Regions from separate parts of the Mus musculus genome. Here region 2 is linked to region 1. The links are chromatin loops, found by intact Hi-C in ENCODE. Cell type or tissue: gastrocnemius. All regions are shown on one strand.

Region 1 (8,000 bases):
CTTCAGCTAATCCCGACTACTTCCCAAAGGTCTCACCAGGTTCCATTAACTCATGAAACTATAGCAGAGGAGGAGCTAGAAGAGGCCGGCTTCCAGAATGTTCAGAGAAATGGAAAGAGGGAGGCGTGGATAGAGAACTGGAGCAGCAATGCATTCTGGGGCCAGGCCACTGGACAAATCTAGAGCAAAGCCACCAGCTGGGGAGAGTCAAGAATGGGGTTGACTGGAGTAAACCTGCCGGGCTGCCAATCACCTCTGCTCCAGGGCAACAGAGCTGAGGGGTTGGTTTTCATGGCCCTGACAGGGAGACACCAGTAGACTCCCAACTATACACTCTGGAGTGACATACTCTCCTATGTAGCCACATCCAGCCTTCAAAGGATGGCTCCACACTACTTCTCCATGCCATAGCTCTGCTTTCTTTGATACGGGTTCCATTTTCTGTGAGTCTTTCTTTATGCGGTAAGAGGATAATAACACTTAACACTTGCAGCCTCACCTCCTCTTGGGTTTCAGGTGCAGCCCCTTGGGTCCCGAGAATGAGCTCCTTCGGCCTCAGTTAAGTTATGTGCTTACCTATGAACCAATTACTGTCCAGAGAAATACCCATCTCCCTCTGACCAGTCCTGAGTCCACCACTCACCTCGGAGCAAGAGAATGATGTTTCGTCTACGTTGTGGTCTATGAGTGGTGCAAGCTGGTACCTTGTGGGACACTAGGCAGAAGCTGGGAGTGTATGGCTGCTTTTCTGTGACTATGATAAAACACCATGACCATGCAACTTAGAGAAGAAAGTGTTTACTCAGGCTTATGGTTCCAGAGGGGTAGGAGAGCCCATTGTGGTGGAAGTCATGCTAGCGGGCATCAGGCCTGGTGGCAGGGACAGGATGCTGAGAACTCACCACCTAAATTTCGAAAGGAAGTAAAGAGGGAACAAACTGGAAATGCAGGCAATATTATATCACAGGTACCCATCTTCTTCCTTAATTCATCCATTCATACATCAGTGGATAGTTAGGCTCCGTCAGACCTTGCCCTTTAGGAATGGTACTGTGGTGATCAGGGGATACAGATAACCCAAAGCGTCTTGGCTCTGTTCCTTTGGCTTGTGCCCAGAAGCAAGACACCTATGCCCTTCTACAGCTCTGTGTTGTGCATCTGAAGACCGTTCATGTCACTTTCCACAGTGTCTGAGCTCTCTCTGTCCCCACCCCTTCATACCCTCACCAGCACTTACTCTAGTCCCCATGGTCTGTTCTGAAAATGGCAGCTGAGGTTTGAATCTGCAACATCTCACAAGCTCAAGTTTTTGAAAACTCAGCAGCTAGCTTGGGCCAGTATTTTGAAGGCTGTGGAATGCGCTAGAGAGGAGGCCCAACTGGTGTGATGGGGGTCTCTGGAGTTTGTGCTCACTCCTGGTTCTCAGAGTCCCCGCTGGTTCCTCCTCTGCCACACATTCCTGCCAGCAGGAGCTCCACCATGCTGCCTTCATGTGAGAATGGAAGCCTCTGGAATGGCAGCCCAGGTTTACCTCTCCTCTCTAGAGGTTTGGTTGCATCAGGTAGTCTGTCACAGTGACGCTGAAGTACCTGGACCTGTGCTAGCCAGCCAAGAGGAGTGAAGTGACATCTCGCTGTGGTTTCGATGGCACTCCGTGATGATGGACGCGTTCGAACACTTCGTCATATGCTTGTTTGTTCCTATGTTCTCTTCAAAGAACTGCTGATGCAGATCACTCCACACCTTCCTACTGGGGCACGCTCAGTAGAGTTCCAGCTACTGATGAATAGCAACACCCCAAAACTGAGTACCTCAAAATGCAATGGTTCAGCTAAACGTGATAGTGCATGGCTGCGACCCCAGTACTTTGGGCTATATTGTTCAAGTGGAGCCTGTGTTAGTATTTCTTCTAGGCTCTACCTAACAGTTACCTAGCAACAGCCAGGTTAGAGACTGGGTTGCTATAAAACAAGTTTGGGCTTCCTCCCCACCCCACCCCCATCACCTGTGCCTCTCTATTTGCCCTCTTTCTTTCTCCTTGTCCTTTCCCACACCCCCACCCCTCTCTACATGTTCCTAGGCAACCTCTTCCCTTCTTTCTCCTCTCGTTTTTTTCTCTTTCTCTGTCCCCTTTCTTTCCCACACCCGCTTCCCATGCCCCAAATAAACTTCATTTATACTAGACTCACCGTATGGCTGGTACCTGAGGGGGGGGGCACCTCAATATAGACCTACTAAGGGTCGCTCCGCATCATGCCACTGCATTACAAAACATAACAGCCTGAGCTACAAAGTATGACCTTGTCTCACCCAACCTCCTACCTCCTTTGGGAAAAAGAAAAAAGGTAAAAAAAAAAAAAAACACTCTAAAACAGCAACAAAGAAACAGTACGTGGACAATAGACTGTTTCTCATGAGCCAGTGGGTTCTGTGGTACATCTTTTCCTGTCTCACCTTAGGTTGTGCACAGAGCAGTTGAGCAGGAGCAAAGGTTCAAGACAGCTTACTGCCATCTCTTTGACCATGTTTAATCTACAAAGATGGGAATGAGACAAGAATATGGATCTGAAGTTGCCCCAGCAGTGACAACACTTTCACTGAAGTGAACTTTCTTCTGTCACAGTAACTGGCCAAGGCCACAGTCCTGCTCCTTATTTGACAGCTCCCCTCTTTAGGAATTTAAGGGTGGGAGGAATCTCTTAGTGGGGAGTGACAGGTCACTTGTCTGGGTCCCATGAACAAACCGCAAAGGCCATTCCAGCTAGACGCTAAGCATTAGAGAGGATCCCTGGGCACCTCTTATCTCAGGCTGAGTCCTGGATGCTTAACATCAACAAAGTGAAGACTTTGGAACAAGAAGACCTCGCCCTGCCTTTGTCGTTTAGGAAGAGTTCTACATCAAAGAGCCCAGCCCACCCACTCATAGAGGCAGCCTCTGCTTGAATACACAGTAGGTGTTCGCGGATGTTTGCTGGCTGAGTAAATGAATCTCTCTGAGACTCAGTCTCTTCGTTTCAAAATTAGTAAGAACAACAGAAATAAAGACTGTAGTCAGAATGAGAGTGCTGAGGTTTGACCCCTTGCTGTGGGCCATGAAACCCCACGTGATCAGACCTGAACTCAGCTTCTCAGCTTCCTTTCACCAAGGGCCTTGATCCTGCGCTCCAGCCACCAGTACCCGGCTCAGTAACTCATTCTCACAAAACTGCCTTTAGTACCAGATGCACACTGCCTGTTCCTACTGTTTATCCGCCAGGCCCAGCCATACTTCCCGGGATAAGCTTCCTCTGTCCTCTGGGTCAAAGGCACTGTGTTGTGTGCCTTTCTCCCTGGCCCTATTCACTGGTGGTGTTGCTGATTTCTGATTACTTATTGTTTAATCTTGGCATTCTCCAACCTGGCATCAGCTCTCAGGCTAGGTTGCTCCAGGGGTAAATCCAGAACGTGAGCCAATGTCTGGTGCACAATAGGTGTGCAATGCACACTCAGACTAGTGCCCGATGCCTACAGAGTAAGTGTGCGGTGCATACTTGGGCCTGCTCCGGTCAGCGGATGAGCGCCTGACGTTGAAGCTAATGTCACTTCCTCCTCATCTCCTCGGGCACAAGTAACCACTTATTTAAGTGAATCAACAAATGAATGAGCCCGTGAAGGACTGGAACGGAGCTATCACCCTAATTTGTGGGAGAAGACAGAGTCGGAGATGTAATTACGAAGCAATGAGCAGATGTCAAAAGAATTTCAGCAAGTAAAGGCAGCAGTTTCCCAGCTGTCCTCTCTCATTGTTCTTAAAATAAAGGGATCTCTGCTGATGAGCAGAGAGGGAAAAGAAGTAAAAACCACATGAATAGAAAGCCCTTACCCCAGGGGGACGGGCTGGAGCCATCTGTGACTTTACTAGGAGCTGTCATCGCTGAAGCCATGGAAAGTCATAAGAGTTCCCCCCTCAACCAGGCCGGCCTCGTGGAGCCAAAGAGTACCAATGTCTTGTCGTGTCTGCAATTGATCTTCGTCACCAGCTCCTCTCTGCACATTCTTCGGGAGTCGCCTGTGGAACTCAAGCCAGATGCTGCCAGAGAAGAGGAGGGCAGCCTTGGGATAGGAGGGTTCATCACACACCTGCTCCAGGGAAGCATGGTTACAGAGGGCAGGAGCCACTGCCTGACCTATGCTACCATGCAGCCAGAACATCAATCTCCGTTCTATCAAATGGGCCTAGGATAAGCCTGAGAAACCTTTAATTTGTGCCCGGGGTGCAGCTGAGAAATGAGCCGAGAGAGAGAGAGAGAGAGAGAGAGAGAGAGAGAGAGGGGGGGGGGGAGGGAGAAAGAGAGGGAGGGAGGGAGGGAGGGAGGGAGGGAGGGAGGGAGGGAGGGAGGGAGGGAGGGAGAGAATAGATGCCTAAAGTCTTAGCTACTTAAAGCCAATGGGCATCCTATCTGACCCTGAAGCATGGGTCACTAGAGCACATCCTGTCTTTATTTTTGAACCTGATAGTGTGAGCACTGAGTCTGCCATTCACTTTGACTCTGAAGGCTCAGTGCCCAAGTTTTGCGGAGGCCCCTGGAGATTTCTGCCTCTGATCCTGTTCATTCCCCTGCCCCAGTCCCAACAGTCCAGGTAACCCAGTCTCTAGTTGAGAAGTGAACCTTCTCACATAGCATCTTCATGTAGCAGTCTTCCAGACAGATTGGTTTTGTACTCAGGCAGACCTGAGCCTCAGTTTCACCTTTGGCATATCTATCCACTGAATGTCTGTGAGCTTCTATTTTCTCTGCTGAAAATTTATTATTTGTCTTGTTTATCTAATTGAAGCTTTATCCAAGTTCTGCCTGTATCAGCCACGGCGTCCAGCCCTGGGTGGCTAGCATGATCAAAACCTCAAAACCTTAGAAGCTCACAGTGAGTGGGTGAATCCTCTGTGGGAAGAGACCCAGATAGGCTCCATGGCATGCTAGGGCCAAGGCAGAGTGTCTCTGGAGCTTCAGGGGGTGGGAGGTGGAGTGGGGATGCCTGAAAGGAGAGAGTCACCTGAGAAACAAGTGAGGAGAGAACAGTAATTACAAAGATGGAATGGCAGGAACCAGGGTTGTTTATGGATAGCACAGGTGCCCGGCACACAAGCAAAGAAGGATGGGGCGGAGTCAGAGATTGAGGCCTTGAAACAGTAGGCATATGAATGATATATCTCATATAGATATTGGGGGATCAGGTGAGCGACCTAAACTTCCTCAGGAAGTCATATTGCTACCGTCCCTTTTCCCATCTGACCCAAACCAATAGATAGTTAATGCTTTCTATCTGACTGTCCCGCATAGGTACAGTCAGATGATGTGCCCAGACGCCTGGCAGCTACATCTCCTCCCCACTTCTCTTTCCAGAAATCAGACTTTTGCCACAGTTGCATTCCTGACTCCCAGGCAGAAGATAAGGCCACTGTTCCCTGTTCCCAGTCCCTTCTGCCCGTCTGGCTGAGCCTGCATGCTTGCTTTCAGTTTTTCATATTTCTAGTGGCTGAGGGGCAGGGAAGGGCTGGCTGGAACTTCTGGGCCTAGACGAAGCTGCCCATCCCAGGGGGTATTTAACTTTGTGCCCAGCAGTTGTAATTCTGGGGCAGCTGAGCTGCTGGGATCAGGTCCCCCTGGCTGCGATGACAGGCCTTCAGCAGGCACTGTAATTGCAGAGCTAAAGCTACTCATTTTCTTCCTGGCAAGCTGTAGTTAAAGAGGTGCTAGCGGGCAGCCTGGTTGTCTGCAGAGCAGTTGATCAAAGGGCTGGAGGCATCTGCTCTGTCTCTGTTTTCTTTCAGCACCCCCACCCCCACTCTGAAAAAAAAATGGTTAAAAAGTAATCTATGGAAATGAATACCTGTCCTTCTCCCGAGGCTACAAGGCAGCCGCACATTAGAGATATTAAACGTGCGAGCGAGCGTTCTTTACACTCCGGTCAGTTTGGGAATGAAGAGGTAGGAGCTTGAGAGAACCCCTGGGTGTCAGTTTCCATTAGGACCTGTCGGGGAGATTTTTACAAGATTAGACCTGACTTTTCACACACAGAGGATTTGCTGATGAATATTAAAGTCCCCTGCCTCCAGCTCAGGATGGTCTCTATGACCCCCCCTACAATCCAAACTCTGCCATTTTTCCCCAGTGTTCCTGGGCCCAGGGCAGAGACTGTCCTTGCCCAAGCCCGGCGCCTCCCTGAAGTTGAGGCTCTTGCCTTTCAACTAACTAGACAAAAAGGGGGGAAAAACAGTCTTAAAATATGCTTACTTCTTGTTTAATTTGGAAAATGACAGAGAAGAAAGGCAATTAGACATGAAAATGGAACATCCAGAGCAGCTCCAGGCAAATGCTCCGGGCCGGGGGGGGGGGGGGAGGAAGCTACTCAGGGATACGGATTGCAGTCAAGGAAAACCCCCGAGAAGACACTTCAGTTTAAAACAAAACAAACAAAACAGCCCTCCCCACGTGCCGTCTGGGAGCAGTCTCCCTGGCCCTGCCTTCTACATAGGTCTGTGGCTCGGTTTAAGCTCAGGTTTCCATCTCCACAGTCATAGACACATTAAATTATGAATCTGCTGCTCACGAAGCCAAGAGAACAAAGAGCAGGGTCCAGTGTAGGTGAAGGACTCAACGTGCAGAAGTTTAGAAGTTCCTTCGGACACACAGGCATGCATGTACACACACACACACACACACACACACACACGTATGTACGTATGTACATATGCACGCAAGAAGCTCAGATTTCACTAAATCCTCTTGTGAGCCCAGTGAGAGTCTGTCACTCCCTGAGCGTTCCAGGCTGGCCATCCTAAGCCATTCATTTTCTGTTCCCCGTCACCCTTGCTCTCCAAGTTCCCTCTGGAAACTCAGGATGAACTCAACCCTACACCTGTATACAGGGAATCCTGTTGTGCTCCAATCACTTTCAAATGTCGTACGTTTCTTACAATAGAATTTCCTCCATGATGCCTTGGGACAGAATTTTCTATTGCAGGTTTGAGTAGACAGAAGGCAGCTCACCACCACACCACTGGGTAAGCACCCATGACCCGCAGGCCCCCCATCACAATGGACTGTATAAGGGATTTGTCACCAAGATAGACCAGGCCTTGGCACTCGGTTCCAAAATGCCCGACTTTGGGCAGGTTACTTCTTTGCCCATCTTAATGTTCCCGAGTTAAAGAAACAGGCTGCAGGCACTTAGTCACAATTCTCGCCTGCTCCTCAGTGTGTTTGGTTCAAGGGACAAGGACTGTCTGTCTGTGGCCTTTTCAGGCTCTGATGAGGCCTCAGAAAGGGAAATTGAAACACACAGGCCTGGGGCGTGGAGATGGTCACTGGTGTCCTGTCTTGCCTTCAGCCCTGCCTACTTCCGGCATGTGTGGCGTTCACTCACACGTGTGACTGAACTACCTATTTGTACAAGCCGCGTAAGTTCATATTCTCACCATACTGGGCCAGCGCCCTGTTTAGCAATGCTGTTGCATATGCCGGGATGCGGATCCATGGAACAGACAGGCCAGCTAAGCTCCCTTCTCAGAGTGGACCTAATTCTCTCTCAGAAGGAAATCTTGTCAGCTTGTTATTCATGATGGTCTGGACCTCTGCGTTTCAGTCATAGCTGCGTGGGTTAAATTTGAAGGGGAATTTCCTGTAACCCCTAAACTGGATGCTGCAAAAGCCATCAAAGCGTCTCCCTCCTGCCCACTTACAGCCGCTGTAAAATATCCCTGCAGGAGCTATCAAAATGGCGGCTCCTGTCAAAACAGCAGCACCAGGACACCTCCTCAGCCTACAGCCATCACAGGAACTCTCCAGTGAGGTGCATCTCCTTTCCCTGCCTACAGCCTATATCCTACAGCCTTCGTGAAATAGCACCACAGGATCTGTCCCTCAGGAGCTGCCCACAGTGGCAGCACCTCCTCTCCAGCCTCTCAGAGCATCCCCACAGACTTGACGCCTCAGCCAAAACCACCTGCAGCCAGGAAGAAC
Region 2 (8,000 bases), 300 kb after region 1:
AGTAACTCCCGTAAAATAAGTGGACAAAGAGCACTCTGTAAGGCTGAGGCTCCGTTTTGACTGTGCTCGCTCATTTATTTGGGTACTTACACCGGTTTCAGAACTCAGGTAACTCCATGTATTGTAAATCTATGGCATGGGGACTGCTCCTGCAAAGCTTTATCCAAGAGTCATCTCAGGCCTGATTGTAAGAAGTGCCACTCAGGTGTCCCTTCATACTTTGCAAAGTCATTTGTGTTATTTCTGCCAGCTGGGTAGCTTGCCTGCAAGACTGGGACCGCAGAGAGGGGAGGGGGCCTGAGCTGCTCACAAGAGTGGAGATGTCAAGGTGCAAACAGAAAACTCAGCATGCTTTGGAACAAGATTGACATTTCGGTGTTTGGGAAGCGGAGACAACAGAATTGCTGTGAGTTTGGTGAGTTCCAGGCCAGCCAAGGCTATATAACAAGTCTCAAAATAATAATCAATAATAATAATAATATCAGGTTTACTTTAAAGAGGAATTTGGAGCTAGCACACCATGGCTGGTAGAGAGGTAGTGTACGGGTTGATAGAATATTCATTCACTCATTTGCAGTTAGTTCAGTAGACAGTGGTAAGTAGCTACTAGTTGTGCCACTGTGACCTCACACACACCATACTTTGATGTGAGATGCACATACTCTCCAGAATACACAGGATGACTAGACACGAAATCTCAGTTCTACCACTACCACATTCAAACGTAGGGGAGTGCTAGAGAAATGTGGTGGTTATCACTAGCTTTCCTTTTTGATCCCAGTCTCTTTCCTTATGAGCCTTCCCCTCTCTTTCTCTCTCCCTCCCTCCTTCCCTCCCCCTCTTCCTTTTTTTTTTTTAAAGATTTATTTTATTTATTATATGTGAGTACACTGTAGCTGTCTTCAGACACTCCAGAAGAGGGCATCAGATTTCATTACAGATGGTTACGAGCCACCATGTGGTTGCTGGGATTTGAACTTGGGACCTTTGGAAGAGCAGTCGGTGCTCTTAACCGCTGAGCCATCTCACCAGCCCCCCCCCCTTCTTTTCTTTCAGTTGTCAGAAAACTCATCATTTCTACCTCCTTTAAAATGTACAGCTCAGTGACGTGAGGTATATTCACCAGGTTGTACAGCCTTCATTGCTATTGGCTCTAGAGCTAACTTATTTCTTTGTTGGGTGCCAGGGCCTCATGCATGCCTATCCAACCATGCGGATGCTCTACTTCTGAGCCATATCTCCAGCTCCCAGGTTTTTTATCTTTCAAACTCCCTGTCAACAACGGGGCCTACTTCCCTGTAGGCCCCGAAGACCATTGCTCGGCTGTCTCTGTGAGTTTGATTATTCTAGGTACTTCCCACAAGCAGAGTCCTGCGACATTTAACCTTCAGTGTCTGGCTTATTTTAATTAACACAATGTACTCAAAGTTCATTTGTGTGATATGCCGTGTCTGACTTTCCTTCCTTCTTATGGTTTCTTGATCTTTCATTGCATAGGTAGAGACATTAAAGTCTATTCCATGTTCAAAGTTATGTCCTAGGGTCATCAGCATGAGATTTAAAACTCACTATCCAAGGAGGACTTTCTCCAGGTTAAGCATCATGGATATCATTTACCAGGTACTAGCTTACATTGTGTTCTAAATACACCCCCCAAGTGCTGTTATCATTCCACATGGTATGAGTGAACTGGTGTTCAAGCACGCGCATGTACATGCGTGGCTGTGTGTGTCTGTAATGATACGTTATTCATGTAATGTTACAGCTTAGCACTATAGTTTGGTAGGAAAAAAAAAAACACTCCAAGTTTCTCAGTATTTTCCAATCCCTGGCATGTTCCTCTTTGAGATGCGGGGACAATAAATCAGTAGCCCCACAAATCCGAGTTTTAATGTTTTAAGCATACTTCTAGCACCCCGCATGCTGGAAAATCTGAATGGCTAACTTTCTTCATTGAATACTATAGTGCACTAAGTTTAACGGTGCTCACGAAGTACTAGAGCCAACAGGAATATTCAGTAAAGCCGCTAACTCTGGTCTATGTCTCCTGGTGAGGTGGCAGCCTCTCGTGGAATCACAAGTGGACACCGCCCACTTGGGGACTGATTCTCTGTTGACAATGGGCCCTGAGAGGCCCATATGCAATGTCCACACAACAGCGCTTAGCTCTGGGGGTTGCTGTGAGACTACAGGAAGACAAGAGGCAGCAGATGTTTCACAGTGCTTGACTTGGAGAGAAAGCCCTCACTGTATAGTGTGTTTTGTGCCTGTTAGGACTCATCTTTGGGATAGATGTACGACTCTCTCAAATGGGCAGGACCAGGGCCTGATGGAGCATGATTGCAAGACGGGACTTCGCTGAAGACCAACAACTAAAATTTGTTAGTTTCCCTGGTGCCTAGATGGGAGACAAGCTGAAAAAATGTCAGGGTACAGGACCACAACTGGGCAACACCACCAGCCACCTCATTTTGCAAAAGCTAGCTGGGGAAAGTAGAAGTTCTAGCAGTTTCTCTAGTATAGGTGAACAGATCTGTCACCCTTCCTCAGTCTACCACAGAACTGGGTACATGTTGCACGGACAGAACAAACTATAATGATATGTTTTTAAAAATAGAAATTTGTTCCTTACATTTCTGGGGATGTAGGTTCGAGGCACTAGTGTGTTTTGGGAGAGGGGCTGCTCTCTGCCTCCAAGAGTCTCCTTGTTGTCATATCCATAGCTGGAGTGCGTGTCCTCGGATGGCAGAAGGGAGGGGAAGGCGAAAGGGCTGCACTCCTTCTTTCAGGCCCCTTTATTAAGGTGCTAATCCCATCCTTGGTGGAGAAGGTGCTAATCTCATCCGTGACAGCAGAGCCCTGAGGCCTAATCACTGTCAAAAGGCTCCACCTTCTAATCCTGTTGTAATGGGGATTAAGTTTCAACAGGAATCTCTCCAGAGGAGAAGACACAGACATTCAAACCATAGCCAGCCCCAAATAAGCACGGCATGAGTTAAGATTCTACAGTCTCTCCCTCTCTCCCCCTCCGTCCCCATCTTATGACATGCTGTCTGATGAGAGTCTGAAAGGGTGGAAGTGAGCCGTGTGCCAGTGGGGATCATAGAAACAGAAACGCCAGCGTCAGGAATCTCAGAGCGCAAAGCCTTCCCGGCTCTGAAAGACAGCGAGAGCCCCCCGGTCCCGAAGACTTCCAGTCTGTGCTGTGGTGTGGCTTGAAGAGGCTGTCTCATCAAAGACCCTTCCAACAAGCATTTAAAATCATCCATCCAAAAGATAACTAAATCGTGGCCATTCATTCCTCTGAACCCATCAACGCTTCGATGAAAACATGTATTTAACTGGGGAAACACTGGGCGCTCACTCTCGCTGGCCTCTTGTTCCCTTTTCTTCTCTCTTCCATTGAGGGCTCAAAATGTTATGATTCATTTCAGCCTGCCCAAAGCAGCAGTGAATTACAGACCCCAGAGTTCCGACCGCAAGGGGTCCTGGGTAAGATTGCCACCACCACCCCCGCCCCCATCCCAGCGTTCTCTCTGCAGCCAGCTCTGTTTGTTCTTTGACTCTTTTGATCATCATTTATAACAGTAGCCAAGCAGAGGAAATTAAGCTTTTGTATTTTCAGCTAATCCATGACCCTGGATAATTTGTAAGAGACATCTATGTGTAGTTAAAAATAAGACTCCAACTGTTTGGGGGTGGGGGTGGGGGTGGGGGAAGGATCATAGAATGTCAGCTCTGAATGGGAGGACCGAAAAGCATGTGGCATCCTTTGGGGAAAATCTGTTTAGTTTAACTCTCTCCATTGTAATAGAGAAACTGAGGCTCAGACAGGAAGGAACTGCTTGCAGTCATATAATAGAGTCTGTGACTATATGGAGATTTAAATGTGGGATTTTTAATTTTCTGTGAAGATGATATCTCCGTGCATGGATACTTCGATTCTGCAGTTTGGTCAGGTGGATGGTCCATCTGTTGCACTGAATCCATCAGTAAAATGGCACCGTTTTCTTTTCTGTGCCTTTAATGGAGCAGTTACAAGGAATAGAAGGATCTGAGTTGTGAGTCCCAGATATGTGTCTTTGCTGTGCCTTGATCTCCCGGTGTGATGGTGGATCCCATAGGTCCCTTGTGGGCAGAGAGACTTAACTGTGGTAAGGTTCTCTCAGTGTGTTCGGTCCCCATGAAACGGGCACTGTTCTATTCTTTCTGGTCCTCCATCTCTTCTGCTTGAGAACAACTAGAAAACACCATGCTTGTAAGTGCCAGGGACTGACCTTTCTTTTTTAGCTTCCTGTGCAGTGTTGGAGCATCCACTGGAAGACACCAAATAATGAAGATCAAAGCCACTGAGATGTGACAGCAGATCCTGCCAAGTAAACCCATGCCACCCTAGGAACTGTCACTCATGGTTTGGAAATTTCCTTACCAGCAAAATTAGGTCAAAATTCCTTTTCTCTCAGCTGCCTATAAATGTCTCACACTTTTAGGGACAAAAAAAAAGAAGAAGAAAAAGAAGAAGAAGAAGAAGAAGAAGAAGAAGAAGAAGAAGAAGAAGAAGAAGAAGAAGAAGAAGAAGAAGAAGAAGAAGAAAAGAAGAAGAAGAAGAGGAGGAGGAGGAGGAGGAGGAGGAGGAGGAGGAGGAGGAGGAGGAGGAAGCATCCAACTTTCCAGCAATATGTCGGACAGATTTGGGTGGAAAAAAAAAAAAAAGAACTACAAGTCACTAGGAAACTGGGAAGAAGATATACAATGGTTTGTCCTCTTTTCATCTGAAAATGAAGCCCATCCATGCAGGAAACACATTCCCCAGAATGAGGAAACCGACCAGTGAAGGAGGCACCGTGCACAGGGCCTTAGCCTGGAGGCTCCTTGCCACTGTGCATGGTTTCTAGGCTGGTACTGTGATGGAGATGATCTGAGATGGTGCATCAGCCCAGACTCTCCACCCCGATGCCACACCTCCCTGACAGAGCTCACAAAAAAAAAAAAAAAAAAAACCAACAACCCTCAACCCTAAGCTTCCAAAAGAGCAAAGGAGCCAGCCGCTCACCCCAGAAGACTGGGCCTTGGGAGTTTCCTGGGGGGACGGGACTCGGCTCGCAGGAGAAGTGAGTCTCACATTAGGATGCCATAGGGCAAGAGAGAGGGAGAAGAGGGAGAAGCAGTGAGGAAGGACGAAAGCCCCAACTTTAACTAATGAAGGGCGGATACAGGAAAAGTGTTACATCTGCCCACCGCTTTGAGGGTGAGAAAACCATTTGAGTGGCTTGGGGAGGAAGTGACCCCAGTGCCCACGGAAAGTCATGCACAGTGCAGTGTTTGCCTAGGGAGTAGCAATGCTGTGGTCACTCAGGACACAGCATTTTTTTTCATTAATTAATTAACTTATTCACTTTACATCCTGATCGTAGCCCCACCCTCCTCTCCTCCCAGTCCCATCCTCATAAGCCCCTCCTCCCCACTTACCTCAGAGAAGGGGAAGCCCCCTTCCCCACCCTAGGACATCCAGTTGTAGTAAGCCTACGTGCATCCTCTCCCACTGAGGCTTGACCAGACTGTCCAGCTAGGGGAAGGGGATCCAATGGCAGGCAAACAGAGTCAGAGACAGTCCCTGCTCCAAATGTTAGGGGACCCACATGAAGATCAAGCTGCACATCTGCTACAAATGTGTAGGGAGCCTAGGTTAGTGTCTCAGTCTCTGTGCACCCCCACAGGCCCAAGTCGGTTGACTCCGCAGGTCTTCCCGGTTTCCTTGACCCCTCTGGCTTGCTCACTTCTACCCACCGCTCTGATGCCCGAGCTCCGTCCGCCTGATGTTTGGCTGTGGGTCTCTCTGCATCCGTTTCATCCACTGCTGGATGAAGCCTCTCAGAAAACAGTTATGCGAGGCTCCTGTCTGCAAGCACAGCAGAGGATCATTATGAATATTGGGGCAATCTTTTAAAATTAAAATAGCCATAGTTTAGGGGGGAAGAACATAACGTGTGTTAATGCTATTAAAAGTCACTTGTGGGTGAAAGGTGGGGATATTGGCTGATGCTCATACCCAGTCTACCTGTGTTACCAGAGAGGGCGAAGGTGAGAGTCACAGAGTACATGTGCTGTGTTTCCTGAGAAGAGCATCACAACTTCTACCAGACAACCTCCAAGTCCACCTCAGGTCTTTGAGACTAAAGAGAGAGGGTCACAGCCAGCTGCAACATTGGCCACTGTCCCTACACAGGCTCCACTGAGCAAGGCTTGTTTCTTAGGGTCATTCATGGGGCTGCTGGTCCTCCCCCATCCTAGGGCTCTGCAATTTCTCTCATGGCCACCTTCTTTCTTCTTCTTCTTCTTCTTCTTCTTCTTCTTCTTCTTCTTCTTCTTCTTCTTCTTCTTCTTCTTCTTCTTCTTCTTCCTCTTCTTCTTCTTCTTCTTCTTCTTCTTCTTCTTCTTCTTCTTCTTCTTCTTCTTCTTCTTCTTCTTCTTCTCCTTCTCCTCCTCCTCCTCCTCCTCCTCCTCCTCCTTCTTCTAGATTTATTTATTTATTTATTTAATATATCTGAGTATACTATAGCTGTGTTCAGACACACCAGGAGAGGGCATCGGATCCCATTACAGATGGTTATGAGCCACCATGTGTTTGCTGGGAGTTGAACTCAGGACCTCTGGAAGAGCAGTCAGTGCTCTTAACTGCTGACTCTCCAGCCCCATGGTCATCTTTAATATGCTAAAAAGATCAGTGCCTCCCCTTCCGTTGTGTGAGTTCTGGGGACGGAAGTCCGGTCATCATTCTTAGCAGTCAGTGCCTAAACTTATTTCTGCAATAGAAGAATTCAGAAATCAGAACAAAGTCAAAGGTTCTCCATAGACAAAGCTATAGGTTTAATATTCAGTTTTCAAAGTTCTCCACCGCATCAGTGACATGGTGTTCTCCAAATTCTGGAACAGAGCCAACCCCCTTGACACCCAGACCCTGGGCACTGCTGTGGTATTTTGTCTCCTTTCTGAACAAGACAATGACCACTGCAGGAGTCTCAGGCCACTCACTGGGTGTCAGGGTCTGTTCTGGATCCTTACGATAAATGTGACTTCTTTTGTGTCTAAAGTTGTCCTGAGTAAACACCAGCTTTCTGGGGGCTCTTCTCACTGGCCTCTGGCAGTTCTTGCCCTCACTCTTTAAAAACATGAAATTGAGTTTGAAGGTGCTGAAGAGAAGATAGAGAGTGAAGTGGAATGATTAAGAAGAGTTCAAATCCAAGGAAGACTTCCATTCACACAATTCAGGTCGGATTCATTCCCACATCTCTTATTCTCTCAGAAACCATCTCCAGCATCTCCAGCATCTCCAGCATCTCCAGCATCTCCAGCATCTCCAGCGTCTCCTGTTGGTTGTATTCTGGTTTTGAGGATTTTATTTTCTTAATCTTTTCATGATTTCCTTCTGAACAAGTTTCTTGATCACTGAATCTTGATCACTCCAGTTCCAGGGGCTCCAGCTCCCTCTTCCCTAGTGTATTACATTGGTAGCTGATGGCAGTGGTGGTGACACCTCGTGATGTCATAACATGCTGAGTGGCACTGGCTAACTGTCTCCACTTCCTTACCTAGCAACGGCAGGGCCGTTGTGAACATTTGTGGAATATACACAGAGGATACGGCACACACCAAACATTCAGTCAGCACCAACCTTCATTATAAACACATACAAAGCAGATGGCACACATCAAGCAAACACCAACTTTTATTATTTTTTAGTATATTCTTTTAAATTATCAAATAGTCAGGGTGTGGTGGAACACATCTGTTATTTAGCAATTTGAGGCTGATGTGGAAAGATTTTTGAGCTCCAGTCATGCTGGACAATAAAGCAAGAACCTGTTTCAAAAAAAGATAAACCATGAACAGAAATAATTTTAATGTTGAACTTGGTGAAAATTCTAAAGTAGATCCTCAAGTTATATTCAAAAAGATCATTTCATTTGCTCTTTCTGGAGTCTAAAATAAAGACCATGGAT

Evidence for each region. Hi-C counts contacts between places; a loop is a spot of excess contacts. Peaks named below come from ENCODE experiments on the same cell type or tissue, not always from the same donor. Only the 100,000 strongest peaks of a DNase experiment are listed, where the experiment ranks them.
Region 2: it touches region 1 in a loop (7-fold over the local background); 22 of 42 quality-filtered maps call a loop at or near these places.

What each region holds. Positions count from the first base shown.
Region 1 is chr13:53,753,099-53,761,098 of GRCm38, reverse strand. The region is part of intron 3 of Gm34439 (a long non-coding RNA gene); the gene reads left to right. Among named protein-coding and RNA genes, the nearest start is that of Gm34439, 31 kb to the left of the region's middle. In gastrocnemius, no CTCF peak of the experiment used is centred here; no DNase peak of the experiment used is centred here.
Region 2 is chr13:53,450,417-53,458,416 of GRCm38, reverse strand. It overlaps Gm2762 (predicted gene 2762), which reads right to left. Exons shown (of 8, transcript NR_037991.1): 7 at 5,788-5,899; 8 at 2,787-4,316. Among named protein-coding and RNA genes, the nearest start is that of Gm33763, 6.9 kb to the left of the region's middle. In gastrocnemius, no CTCF peak of the experiment used is centred here; a DNase peak (open chromatin) is centred at 3,158.